Linked DNA regions of Homo sapiens: region 1 is linked to region 2. Evidence: chromatin loops called from intact Hi-C (ENCODE). Cell type or tissue: GM12878. All regions are shown on one strand.

Evidence for each region. A loop is a pair of places that touch in the nucleus more often than their neighbours do. Peaks named below come from ENCODE experiments on the same cell type or tissue, not always from the same donor. Only the 100,000 strongest peaks of a DNase experiment are listed, where the experiment ranks them.
Region 1: a loop joins it to region 2, with 4 times the contacts of the local background. A loop is called at or near these places in 1 of 110 quality-filtered maps.

What each region holds. Positions count from the first base shown.
Region 1 is chr1:245,647,933-245,650,432 of GRCh38, reverse strand. All of the region lies in intron 10 of KIF26B (kinesin family member 26B), which reads right to left. Among named protein-coding and RNA genes, the nearest start is that of KIF26B-AS1, 410 kb to the right of the region's middle. RefSeq lists an enhancer at 1,425-1,938. In GM12878, a CTCF peak has its summit at 1,136 (motif pointing left); a DNase peak (open chromatin) is centred at 1,172; H3K4me3 peaks cover 1,336 bases; H3K27ac peaks cover 120 bases.
Region 2 is chr1:245,952,812-245,955,311 of GRCh38, reverse strand. The region is part of intron 5 of SMYD3 (SET and MYND domain containing 3); the gene reads left to right. Among named protein-coding and RNA genes, the nearest start is that of SMYD3-AS1, 150 kb to the left of the region's middle. In GM12878, no CTCF peak of the experiment used is centred here; DNase peaks (open chromatin) are centred at 721, 1,011 and 1,541; H3K4me3 peaks cover 2,054 bases; H3K27ac peaks cover 2,199 bases.

The sequences.
Region 1 (2,500 bases), 300 kb after region 2:
TGACAGATCCTTGTGGCGGTTCTTCTGGGGGCCAACTCCTGTGGGATGTGCAACACTGGGTTTTGGCCTGAGAAGTCATTTCAACGCTTCTGCCTATTTTTTCTTATCCATTAAATGGGAAGATTCCTAGCACCTTGGTGCCCAAGAGCAGTAAGGAACAGCAAATGAATGTACCGAATAAAGAAAATTTGCAAATGCACTGTCAAAATGATCGAATGAGGGCAGGGTTCCCTGGAGGTGGAGGCTCTCAAAAATTAGAGAGTAATTTGTGCAGCCTGTCAGTGCAGAACTGACGAGGGGTTGGAGCCCTTGGTGGTCTCCCTGCCTTCCCTGCATGCTTTTCTGAATGGTGCCACCGTTGAGAACTGATTTATGGCGCCTGGACTGGCCGGCAAGCCTGTGCCATGTAATGTGCCTGTGCTGTGTAATGGCTGAGGTTGGAAACCTGCTCCACGCCTCCTGCATCTTCAAGGGCAATATCATTTGCAAAGTCAGAAGCATTCAGCGCACATGGAGGGTGCCTGTGGGAATGCCTGGGATGGGTAATGAATCCAAACTCACTTTCCAGCTTGCTCACATGACAAATAGCCTGGTAAGATGATGAAGAGGAATGAAGACAGGCTACAGCCCCTCTGTGCACATTGCAGCGAATTTCCCAGGAGCAAGCACAAGTAATGCAGGTTCCAAGTACAGAGTTGTCTGGGGAGACAAATGAAGAGGTAGTGGGGTGTCTGTGTTTTTTGGGGGGGGTGGGGGAAGGAAAGAGAATATGGAATTTGGTTTTCTATTTTTGTTCCCCCCGCCACCCTCCGTAAGTGAGCAGGAGGAGTAAGAGGAAACCTCAAGGGCAGGAAACTTCCACTTCTCTAAGGAACGCACTGCAAAGACAAGGCTTGACACCCTGAAGGTGTTTAGTATGCTAACAAAATGCTGCATAATGTGGCTTCAGAGCACTGACGGAATTGATCAAAGAAATCGGGGCTTTCCTGCTGTGCTGGGCTCCCCTGCCGTGCGCAGTGAAGGCAGCTCCGACATTTCGGGAGCTTGATGAGAAGTGGGCGTGGGTCTGCAGTGAGGCTGGGAACTGTCGAGGCCTCTGAAGCTGTGAGGAGCGAGGCAGTTTGATCCTGCCACCCACTGGCTGGGTGATTTGAGTAAACCTTTGCCTTATCTTCCTGTACCTCAAAAGAGGACAGTTTCTAGTTGATGAATCACTTTGTAAATGTACATTTGCAGATGCCAAATATTGAATCTAGGCCGTGGTCCAGACTCGGAGAAAACATTTCGGCAAGGGTCTTTTTAAGATCACGTACAATGAAGGGCATTAGGACACTGAGGGGTGACAGAACAAACGCACTGGCCAATGGATGTTTTGGGAAGGACAGCGCTGGCTGGATGGCCAGGGCCACCGTGTTTCCAGCACCAGGCAACCCAGCAAGGTCTCGATGAGTTGTGTTAGGCAGGGCAGGGCAAGGGCAGCTGGTGAGTCTGTACCCACGCCATCAACAGCTCAACCAGGCCACGGGACAGCTCCAGGATTGGGTCTTGTGCTGACACTGCATGGAAGCTAGTCTGCTTACTTGAGACACAGAAACACTTTAATGATCACTCTCTTGGTGCCAGAATAGAAGGAAGGGGACTCCTGGAATGAAGGCAGGCAGCTGTCTGCAGGGACTGGTGAGTGGAGATGTCTCCCAGGAGGGCAGGTAGCCAGTTGGTAGGGCCAGCATGTTAAAAATATGCTTAATTAACACGAAGCTTGAACGATTAATACAAACTTTCATTTATTTTTTTTTTTTTGAGACAGGGTCTCACTCTGTTGCCCAGGCTGGTGCAGTAGCGCAATCTCAACTCACTGCAGCCTCTGCCTCCTGGACTCAAGCCACCCTTCCACCTCAGCCTCCCAAGTAGCTGGGACTACAACCATGCAACACCATGCCCGGTTAATTTTTGTATTTTTTGTAGAGACAGGTTTTTGCCATGCTGCCCAGGCTGGTCTCAAGCAATCCTCCCGCCTCAGCCTCCCAAAGTGCCAGGAATATAGGTGTGAGCCACCACGCTGGGCCATAAAAACAATTTTTAATGTTTCCCTACTCATTTATAAAAAACCCAACTCTAACTAAAAGGAAGTTACTTTAAATTAAAAATAATTTCATGTTTACATGCATCTATCTTCCCGCCATCAATTCAACAACTATTTATAGAAATCATAAAAGCATGTCGCCCTGCAGAAACAGTGTAAAAGCTATAAGTAAGATATGTAATCAATGACCTCCTGCTAAGGTGCAATTTGGAATTTTATCTATATCATGATCTATGAAGTTCTGACATTAACAGACATGATTCTCATTTTATGGAAACCAGTGAGTGCTAGTACTCTTCCCTTCATCTCCAACTCCAACGGTTTCCCTCCCCTGCCCTTTCTCCCCACAAGCTGAATTTACTCAACTACAGAAATGACATCGAATGAAACTCTATAATTCTTCAACTCAGAATATTC
Region 2 (2,500 bases):
CATCCTGGCTAATGCGGTGAAACCCCGTCTCTACTAAAAAATACAAAAAAAAATTAGCCAGGTATGGCGGCGGGCACCTGTAGTCCCAGCTACTCAGGAGGCTGAGGCAGGAGAATGGCGTGAACCCGGGAGGCGGAACTTGCAGTGAGCTGAGATCGCGCCACTGCAGTCCAGCCTGGGCGACAGAGCGAGACTCAAACAAAAACAAAAACAAAACACCACATGGGCCCACAACCTGACTTGGGAATGACAGAGAAGCCAGGATAACTGAAATACGTGTTGGGTGCAGGGAAACACAGGATGGGAGTAGATTATAGGGGGCGTTTGATGTCACACGAGAGAATTTTGTCTTTATTCTGCAACTACTGGGTAGATCTCCTGTTTCTCTTTTGTAAAATCAAATCTGTTTTTAAAAAAGATTTATCTGATGACAATTTAAAGAATGGTTTGGAAAAAGACAGGGACCAGAGAGATTGACTTGGAAAGTTGCAAGTAAGAGATAATGAATACAGGAGACAAATACCTGCAGTGGAAACGGGAAGAAAGGGCTGAATGTGAGAGTGGCACAGAGATATGATTTGATTAGCACATGAATTTGGAATAAACTACCACTGTTTTAAAATTTAATTTGCGACAGTCTTGCTGTGTCACCAAGGCTGGACAGTGGCTGCAGTGGTGCTATATTGGCTCACTGCAACCCCTGCTTCCTGGGGGCTCAAGCGAGCCTTCCACCTCAGCTTCCTGAGTAGCTGTGACTGCTGGTGCCTGCCAGCATGCTCGGCTAATGTTTTAGCATTTTCTGTAGAGACAGGGTTTCACCATGTTGCCCAGGCTGGTCTCAAACATCTAGGCTCAAGTAATCTGCCCGCCTCAGTCTCCCAAAGTGCTAAGATTACAGGTGTGTGAGCCACCACACCTGGCCTACCACTTTCTTTATCGTCCCCTTTTCTTCCTGTTTTTCTTTGGCCTGTTCCTTACTGCCTCTGGCTCATCTTGATCTGCAATTTTATTGGTATAATTGCCATATTGACTCAGGAAACTAGCTACCAACTACATTTTAACTAGCATCTTTAAAACGCTTGTCTGAGAAAGAGTAACAATGTTTACTACAAGCATTTATACCAGGGCAAATGGTATAAGGACTAAGGAGAAATACACTTTTCCTAATTACAGTGTTGACCCCTTAGGACGCTGAGCATTTGTAATTTAATTACATCAGTGAGTTAATGTGGAAAAGTACCTGATACACTTCGTGTTAGTTTCATTTTGCTTCCAAGTATTACTTTCACTTTCTTCTTTAATTTTTTGAAGTAAAGAGGATTATCAGATTTAAACAAAGTTACACAAAATCCTTTTTAAAATTAAAATAATCATTGTTGAAAATCTTGCTGAAGTTCTGTTGTGTTTCTGTAGGTACAATGAGCTAAACACGTTTTAATCTTATTCAGCATTGAACATGCAGGCTTCATTTGTGAAAAGTCCTGTGTTTGTTTGAAGAACCAGGCACAAGAGTAATCACAGAACATACTTTTGAAAGTACATGTGGGGTTTTTGTTGTTGCTGCTGTTTATTTTTAAAAACTGAACCCTACTTGGCCAGGCACGGTGGCTCATGCCTGTGATCCCGGCACTTTGGGAGGACAAGGCTGGTGTATCATGAGGTCAGGAGTTCAAGATCAGCCTGGCCAAGATGGTGAAACCCTGTCTGTACTAAAAATACAAAAAATTAGCCAGACGTGGTGTCAGGCGCCTATAATCCCAGCTACTCAGGATGCTGAGGCAGAGAATTGCTTGAACCCAGGAGGCGGAGCTTGCAGTGAGCCGAGATCACACCACTGCACTCCAGCCTGGGTGACAGAGCGAGACTCTGTCTCAAAAACAAAACAAAACAAACTGAACCCTACTTTTAAGCCAGTTTACTTTATGTTTGCTTTTTCTCACTTTTTATTTTTTTCAGAGTTACATCCTAAAAAATGTTTTTAGTTAATTGAAAGATTTTGGTCTAGTTGGAGTTGATATATTAATGTGCAGTGAAGTTTCCCAATGTAGCAAATTTAAACTATGGAAGAAGAAGAAGAAAAGGTAATCTTGCTTTGTTTCTTTCTCCAGATATACTGATAATATATATTATGACCAAAGAGATCTAACTAGCTTCAATTCCTCTTTGGGGAAATAACACTTTACCCAAAGGTGTTTATTTTTATCACTTTCTGGAATGTTTTGGGGATTTCATGATCACATGCCGACCAAATTCCTTTTAGATTCTTAGAGCCTCCTGCTCAGCCTCTAATTGCCACCTACTCTGTCTGATAATTACCTTTCTGTTTGGAATCTAGTATTTTATGAAAACTAAAGATACTTGATCTTCACCTTGATATAGCATCTAGATACAGACTATCCCCTGCACAAGGAAACCTCAATGGGTAGAGGCTTTTGCAGAGACACAACCCTGTATGCACTTGAGGGTATGTGGGGAGTTCAGGCTCATCATTTTAGTATGC